Regions from separate parts of the Homo sapiens genome. Here region 1 is linked to region 2. Evidence: chromatin contacts called from ENCODE Hi-C or POLR2A ChIA-PET data. All regions are on one chromosome and are shown on one strand. The core of a region is the stretch at or near the end of the contact, and the rest is flanking DNA. Distances in the headings are between cores, read along the strand shown.

Region 1 (3,880 bases), core at 277-2,776, 500 kb after region 2:
TGAAACCCTGTCTCAAAAAACAAAACAAAAAAAAGTATAGAAATAAAGAAAAAGCAAGCAAGCAAACAAACAAAAACAACCAATAGACAGAGGTCTGGGGCTTCTGCCAGGCCAGGCTTGGGACATCACCAACCACCCGTGATCAATGTAATTTGATGACTATTTCCTGAAGGTCCAGTGAGCCCATACTCCCTGACACAGCCTCAGCAGTGCCTCGAACTTATCCTGGAAGGCAGGCTTGCCTGTTGGCTCCTCATCTTGGCCTTGAATCACCAGGTTGCTCAGAGACTGCAGTCTCCAGCCCTGCAGCTGAACCTCTGACTTTTTATTTATTTATTTATTTTTTGAGACAGTGTCTTGCTCTGTTGCTCAGTCTGGAGTGCGGTGGAGCAATACTGGATCACTGCAACCTCTGCCTCCTGGGTTCAAGCAATTCTCCTGCCTCAGCCTCCAAAGTAGCTGGGATTACAGGCGCCCACCACCATGCTCGGCTAATTTTTTATATTTTTAATAGAGACAAGGTGTTCACCATGTTGGCCAGGCTGGTCTCGAACTCCTGACCTCAGGTGATCCACCTGCCTCGTCCTCCCAGAGTGCTGGGATTACAGGCGTGAGCTACTGCGCCCGGCCTGACTTTTTATTTTTTTAAGAGATGGGCCTTCCTCTATTGTCCAGGCTGGAGTGCAGTGGTGCCATCATAGCTCACTGCAGCCTCAAACTCCTGGGCTCAGGCAATCCTCCTGCCTCAGCCTCCCAAGTAGGTGGGACTAAAGGCATGTGCCACCACACCTGTCTAATTTTACATTGTTTTTGTAGAGGTGGAGTCTTGCTAAGTTGCCCAGGCTGGTCTTGAACTTCTGGGGTCAAGCGATCTTCTCACCTTGGCCTCCCAAAGTGCTGGGATGACAGGCCTAAGCCACTGTGCCAGGCTTGAGCCACTGATTTAATGCACATTTACTAAACCTATTAGGTGCTTGCTTGTGGGTAGATAGAAGGGGCAAATTAAAGTTCTCACCCTTGGGGAGTTGACTTGCGTAAGCTCAGTCCACATGAAGCACCCGGATCTCTGGGAGGCGGGGGCTGCAGTATGGGGGTGGGGTGGGGTGGGGACAGGGACTGAGGACTGGCTTCCGTGGAGGCAGTTCAGGACCCAACAGAGCAAGAGCGGGGAGGGGGCTCCTGACCCTGGGTCTGGCATTCAAGCCCTCCAGGATGTGGCTCTGGGCCTTTTGCCCCTTGGAGTCCAGGGCCCTGGGGCTGGAGAGGCTGAAGCTGGAGTGGGCGGGACAGGTAACCAGGTGGGAGGAGAAGAGGAAGTTCCAGGCCTGTACACCCGCTGTGAAAAACATGCACGGGATTTCACCGCCTAAGGAAACCAGCCTCTTGGTTTCCCCTGTTGTCCTCCTCGCAGGAGGCTTCAAGGGAAACTCTACTCACATGCGCAGAAGGGAAGAGGAAGCGAGAGCTGGAAGGCCTGTGCCTCGGGGCCCCTTGCCACAGTCTCACTTCTGCCCAGCCCACAGGCCTCAGGAGCCAGAGGCCCAGGGAGCTGCCGCCGGCACGGGGGAGGGGCAGGGGAAGTTCGAGAGTCTCTTCCTCCTGCGATCCTGTCTCTGCCTTGCTTCCCCTTTCTCTGTGGACAGATTCACTGAGCCCCACCTCTGGGAGTCAGAGTGGCTGGGCCCCTGACACAGGGCCACCAACCCACAAACCCCCGTGATGCGCACCATACCCGGCCCTGTTAACAGATGAGGAAACTGAGGCCCAGGGAGGGGAAGGGAATGGTCCAAGGTCACACAGTGAGACGGTGGGGGAGCAAGGGCTAGAATGCAGGTCTCCGGCCCCGCAGCCCCCACAGCCTTTTGGTAGGCGGGATGCACTGCCCATGCCTTCATTTGCTGCCCAAGATGGCTCCCAGGCAGGCTCCACTGCCCCTCTGCCCCCAACTCACCGATGTTTCCTACCTTGGGGCCTCTGCACAGGCTGATTCCCCTGCCAGGACTGCCCTTCCCTCGAACTGGGTGAATTTCCCATCATCTTTGAGGATTTAGTGCAAGCACTGCTTCCCTTGAAGTACATGAGGACAGGATGAGGACCCTCTCTCAGCCTGAGACCATCACTGTCGTGGTAAATCATATGCGTCATCTTGGCTAAGCTATGGTGCCCGGCTGTGTGCTTGGCTAAGCTAGATGTTGCTATGAAGGTATCCTGTAGATGTGACTCACATTTACAATCGGTTGACTTTAAGAAAAGCAGATGACCCTCCATAATGTGGGTGGGCATCAATCAGTTGAAGGCCTTAAGGGCAAACATTGAGGCTTCCCAGAGAAAGAATTCTGCCTTGAGACTGTAACTTATGAATCTTGCTGAGTTTCCAGCCCCCGGGTCTGCCCTGCAGATTTTGGACTTGCCAGCCCCCACAATCACAGGAGCCAATTCCTTAAAAGAGACCTCTCTGTGTACGTGTGTGTGTATATGTGTGTATATATATATATATATAAATATATAGTGTCTCCTACTGGTTCTATTTCTTACTCTAGAACCCTGACTGATACAATAATCACACTGTGGATCATCTCCCCTGACAGCCAGGCCACCCACAGGACAGTGACTGCAGAGGAACAGAGGGGGCCCAGCACGGGAGTGTCTCTAGAGAAAGACACCAGCGTACAGAAAAGGGAAGAGAAGGAAACTGACAGTCGCCAAGGGACCAAGACTGAATGCGGTAAGTGAGATGGAGAGTGAAACTCTTGCCTGAGAGTTCTACCAAGGCTTTGCTCTTCTCTGAGCACCTCACTCCCAGGACAGTCCTGCCTCCTCCTTGGGGTGGTGTCCAGGCAGCATAGGGAAGGGCCTCTCCAAATTAGTTAGCAAGAGCAGATGCACACTCTCAGTGACCTGACCTTGTCCGGTGAATCAAGCCAGAGGGCCCTCCCCACCCCAAGTGCCTTCTTCCTTGCCTTCCCCTGCTAATGGCAGAGTCCCCAGGAGCTCAGGCCCAGGAGCTCTGAGTGCTTTCTCACCTGACGCCCTCCCAGGTGAGAGAGCCCCTCCCACAGGGCCTGCTCTGACAACCCTCGCTCTCTTGATCCATTCCCCAGGCCCGGGTGCACCTACACCTGACCTGGGAGCCACGCCTCTGCTTCTATAAGCTGAGGGCTGAGGTGGGTCTGACTGCCACAGGGTGGCCCCTGTGTGAGGATCTCCCTCCTCTAAGAGGTCACAGTACCCTAAAACCCAAGGATATGAGGGGTGAAGCCCCCATGTCGAGGCATGAACTATTTTGATGTGACTTCTCAGACACAAACTCTTGTGAAGACAGAGACCCTGGGTCCACAGAGTTCCAGAACTGGTATCGTTTGATCAGAATGCCAATACCGGGGTCTCACTCTAGACCAGTTAAACCAGAATCTCTGGGTTCAGGGCCTGGACATGGGATTTTCTAGAGGCTTCTTAAGTGATTCTGATTCTCCAAATTATTATTATTATTATTATTATTATTATTATTATTTAGTCTTGCTCTGTAACCCAGGCTGGAGTGCAGTGGCATGATCTCAGCTCACTGCAACCTCCACCTTCTGGCTTCAAGCGATTCTCGTGCCTCAGCCACCCGAGTAGCTGGGACTACAGGAGCGCGCCACCACGCCTGGCTCATTTTTGGATTTTTTAGTAGACATGGTGTTTCACCGTGTTACCCAGGCTGGTCTCAAACTCCTGGGCTCAAGTGATCCACCCAGCTTGGCCTCCCGAAGTGCTGGGATTATAGGTGTGAGCCACCGTGCCCGGCCTCGAAGTTAATTAGCAAGAGTTGACGCATACTCTCGGTGACCTGGCCTTGCCTGGTGAATCAAGTGGGAGGCCCCTCCCCACCCCAGGTGCC
Region 2 (4,356 bases), core at 945-3,444:
ATTTGATAAGAAAAAAAACTGAGAAAAGGTTATGAACAGGAAATTCACAGAAGAGGAAACCAGAATGGCCGGTAAATACATGAAAAAGGCCAGACATGGTGGCTCACGCCTGTAATCCCAACACTTTGGGAGGCCAAGGCGGATGGATCACTTGCACCCAGGAGTTCGAGACCAACGTGGCCATCAAGGCAAAACCCCATCTCTACCAAAAACATAAAAATGAGCCGGGTAACAAAAATTAGCCGAGTGTGGTGGCATGCGCCGGTGGTGCCAGCTACTTGGGGGGCTGAGGTGGGAGGATCACTTGAGCCCGGGAAGCAGAGGTTGCAGTGAGCCAAGATCACACTATTGCACACCAGCCTGACTGACAGAGTGAGACCTTGCCTCGAAAAACAAACAAACAAACAAACAACCACAAAATGAAAAAATTTCAACTTTTCCAGCAATCAGGAAAATATACATGAAAATAATGCACCCATGATCTCATCTAATTCTTCCAATAACCTGGGAGGTAGAATAATTATTTCATAAGTAAGGATATTAAAGTTTAGAGAGGTTTTAATTCAACCAGTAATTGACAGAGCTGCAACTTGAACATAAATCTGGATAATAATAAAGTCTGTGTTTATTCTAACTTGCTGCTCTAGTGGAATACTTGTGTGGTGGCTCAGGTCCTTTTGGGCAAGTCGCCTAACCTCTTAAGACTCAGTTTTCTCATCTGTAAAATGGGAGTCATAAAAGTACCATCACATAAGGTTACTGTAAGAATTCAATGAGATAATACATACAAAATTCTCAGAATAGTGCTAATACTCAACTATTTGATTCATTCATTCAAGAAATATTTATGGAACTCATACCCTGGCCAGGTACTGCTCTAGACTTTGGAAATACAGCAGTGAACCAAAGCACCCTTGCTCCCAGGGGGCTTGGAGGAGACAGAATATAAAAGAGATAAATAAATAAAAATACATAGTAGGACAGGCGCGGTGGCTCACACCTGCAATCCCAGCACTTTGGGAAGCCAAGGCGGGCGGATCACTTGAGGCCAGGAGATCGAGACCATCCTGGCCAACATGGTGAAATCCTGTCTCTACTAAAAATACAAAAATTAGCCGGGCGTGGTAGCACACGTCTGTAGTCCCAGCTACTCAGGAGGCTGAGGCAGGAGAATGGCTTGAACCCGGGAGGTGGAGGTTGCAGTGAGCCGAGATCACGCCACTGCACGCCAGCCTGGGCGACAGAGCAAGACTCAGTCTCAAAAAAAAATAAATGTGTATATGTATATATATATATAGTATACTGGATCGTGATAAGTGCTGAGGAGAAAAATCAAGCAGGAAAGACGGTGGAGGGAATTTAGATTTTAGAGAGGCAAGGCCTCCCTGACAGGTGATATTTGAGTGAGGAGCTGAGGGAAGTGAGGAAGTAAGCCATTCACATATCTGGAAAAAAAGCATTCCTGGTAGAGAAATCCTAAGCAAGGTTCAAGGAACAGAGAAAAAGGCCAGTGTGGCTGGCATGGAGTGAGTGAGGAGGGTGTTGGAGAGATGTGTGGTAAGCAGCTAAGAGCAGAGATGATGGGGGCCCTACAGGGACTGCCTGCACTTTGCACTTTGCCTTTACCCTGAGAGAAACGGGAAGCCGCTGGAGGACTGTGGGGAGTGAGATAATCTGGCTCATATTTTAAAAGGATCAGTCAGGTGGCAGTGTTGAGAATATACTGAAAGAAGACAGGACTCCTCTGCCAGAAGCCCAGTCAGGAGGCTCTTGCAAGAATCCAGGGACAAAATGATAACGGGTCCGACCAGGGTAGTCAGATTCTAGATACATTTTTAAAACAGAACCAAGAATTTGCTGAAGGCTTAGCTGTGGGATGTGAGACAATGCAAGGAGTTATGGGTGACTCCAAGGTTTTGGCACAAGTAACTGGAAGAACTAAGTTGTCATTTACAGAGAAAAGTGTCCAGAACAGAGGTTTCCTGACTACAGGCACTGCAGAACAACGAGAAATTTAAGGTACTCTGGAATCCAATCAGAAAGGCAAGTGGGGTGGTTGACATCAGGAAAGTGCATTGGTCACTGTGTTTCAGGGCACGATTTCAATCCCTGGGAGGCAGGCTGATAAAAACAAGGCACAGGGAAACGAGGCAGGTTACCATGGGATTCTGGCACGCAGGAGCCAGACAAGAGTCCAGTTATCAGAGCTGAGGCACAAGGCCAGCAATGGTGACTTGAGGCCAAATTACAGAGTGTGAGGCAGCCTCAGTCCCTCTGCCTCAGTTCAGGCTGGGTCCTAGAGATGGGTGAGAGGCTGGCTAGTCAGGTTCAAGTGGCCCCAGGAGACCCAGGGGAAAAGGCTACAGAGCCAGAAACCAGACAGACCCGGCTCTGTCTGTACTCCACCATATTACCAGGGTGATCTCAGCATATTACAGGCTGATTCTATGCCTTTAACAGATCACTATGTGAAAGGTCCAGATGTGCAGATGTACGAGCCCCTCAAAGAGGGGCACCATTTGTACGTGTCTGAGACCTTAGTTGGGGGCTGGGGAAGCCAGGCCCTGAGATAGGAAGGGGGCGTGCTAGTTTGTCACAAGACTGTAAAACAAAAGCAAGAAACGTTCTGGGGACCAGATGGGAGACAAATGCAGCTACCACCACCTCCCTGTCAGCAAAGGGCGAGAAAGCAACCTCAAGGGGAACAGCTCAAAATGTGGGGGAGAGAGAAGCTGCTCCTAGACTGTGAGGGGGTGCTGGCAGTGTAGGCGGTCCTACCTAGAAGTACAAGGTTAAGGAAAGATGCTAAGCTAAACTTGCGATTGTTCTAAGCTAAATTTGCTAAGTTTGTTCTCAGACTCCCAGACACTGATTAAAATTGTTTTCTACACATTTTCTTCCCTAGCTAGAGTATAAGACATTCCTGCCAAAGAGAACTTTTAAAATTAAAGCAAGTAAGGGGCAAACATCTGTAGAAGCTCGGTCTGATAATTTGATTAATGTATTTATTTTTCATATTGTATTATAAAGATATATATATATATATATATATATATATATATATATATATAGCCATGTGGTGATTATAAAGAGAATAATTCCAATGGTTGGCACTAAAAATGAAATTAGATTTATTTTCTAGAAATGACAAGTCAATACATACTATTAAGCAATTAGAAAGTAGTCATTGAAAAGTAGTAGACCGTTGTAAACCTTCTATTTTAATATGAAAGTATCTATATCAACTCTCAGTATTTTCTTGAGTCATATTTCTCTGACGGCTGTAGATTTTCTGTGCATAATTGTATACCATAAATTAATGGCCCTTTTGATTTTCACAAAAGCTGTCCATTTTCAAACAAATTAAGTTTTTAAGTCAATATATAAGACGTATTACACAGAGATCCATGAAGCCCCAATGAAACATTTGCTAGGCAGCCTTGGTCACTCACCAGCCTCTAGGCCCGTGTGATTAAATTTTGTGCTTCAGTAAATATGCAAACTACTTTATGTCATGAACTTTGGAGTCATTCTTGAACAGTCAACATACACTTGGAACGTCAGATCTGAAAAAGCTAAGGATCTCCTATCCTTAAGGTAATAAATATCCAAATCCATCAGTGTCAGAAGTTTTGCTAAGGTAAATATCATTGCCAAAAAGTAATGAAACCACATCTATTAACAACGGTGGCGATATTTCTACCCTTTGGTTTCAGAATTCTACTTGTGGAAATCTATGATCAGAAATATGGATGACTCATACATAAAAGTGTTTATTACCATATTATTCATTAAAAAAATCAGAATCAACTAAAATGTCCGTTGGGGAAATGCTTGTAAATTATAAGTCATATATGATGAAATATTATTTAGCTATTAAAATTATACTTATAAAGTATTTTAATGACATAGGGAAATAATTATTATATAATGGTTGAAAAAGAAAAAAATAATATAAATATGAAGACTGATATCACCTGTATAAAGATACATGAAAAATAAACTTAACATTAAAATGGTAATCTCTAGTTGATGAAAAATGGCTCATTTTTTCTGTTCCTTTTTAATGTTTACATATTTTCCAAATTTTACACAATGAGCACATATTACTTTTATAATGAAAAACAAAGAATTAAGGAACAAGCTATAAACAAATGCAATGTATTTTCCTGAACGTAAAGGTTTAAAAATGGAAGCTAAAAAAGAAAAAGAGGCCAGGCATGGTGGCTCACACCTGAAATCCCAGCACTTTGGGGAGGCCAAGGCAGGCAGATCACTTGAGGTCAGGAGTTTCGGACCAGCCTGCCAACATGGTGACACCCCGTCTCTATTAAAAATACAAAAATTAACTGGGCA

What was found. Hi-C counts contacts between places; a loop is a spot of excess contacts on that map. ChIA-PET counts read pairs that join two places held with the same protein, here RNA polymerase II (POLR2A). Pooled maps may share reads with other maps.
Region 1: a pooled map shows a loop between it and region 2 (2.2-fold over the local background). The contact joins two enhancer-like sites. A Hi-C loop is called at or near these places in 1 of 50 pooled maps. POLR2A ChIA-PET finds 5 or more read pairs at or near these places in 2 of 52 experiments (Panc1 and activated CD4-positive, alpha-beta T cell).

The regions. Positions count from the first base shown.
Region 1 is chr15:90,057,322-90,061,201 of GRCh38, reverse strand. The region is part of intron 1 of ZNF710 (zinc finger protein 710); the gene reads right to left. Among named protein-coding and RNA genes, the nearest start is that of ZNF710-AS1, 23 kb to the left of the region's middle. RefSeq lists enhancers at 1,403-1,452, 1,463-1,522, 1,643-1,762, 1,588-2,299. Within about 2 kb of position 1,526, at least 23 of the 41 ENCODE cell types and tissues checked have a DNase peak (open chromatin) inside an H3K27ac peak, as active enhancers do.
Region 2 is chr15:90,555,674-90,560,029 of GRCh38, reverse strand. The region is part of intron 2 of CRTC3 (CREB regulated transcription coactivator 3); the gene reads right to left. Among named protein-coding and RNA genes, the nearest start is that of CRTC3, 28 kb to the right of the region's middle. Within about 2 kb of position 2,194, at least 25 of the 41 ENCODE cell types and tissues checked have a DNase peak (open chromatin) inside an H3K27ac peak, as active enhancers do.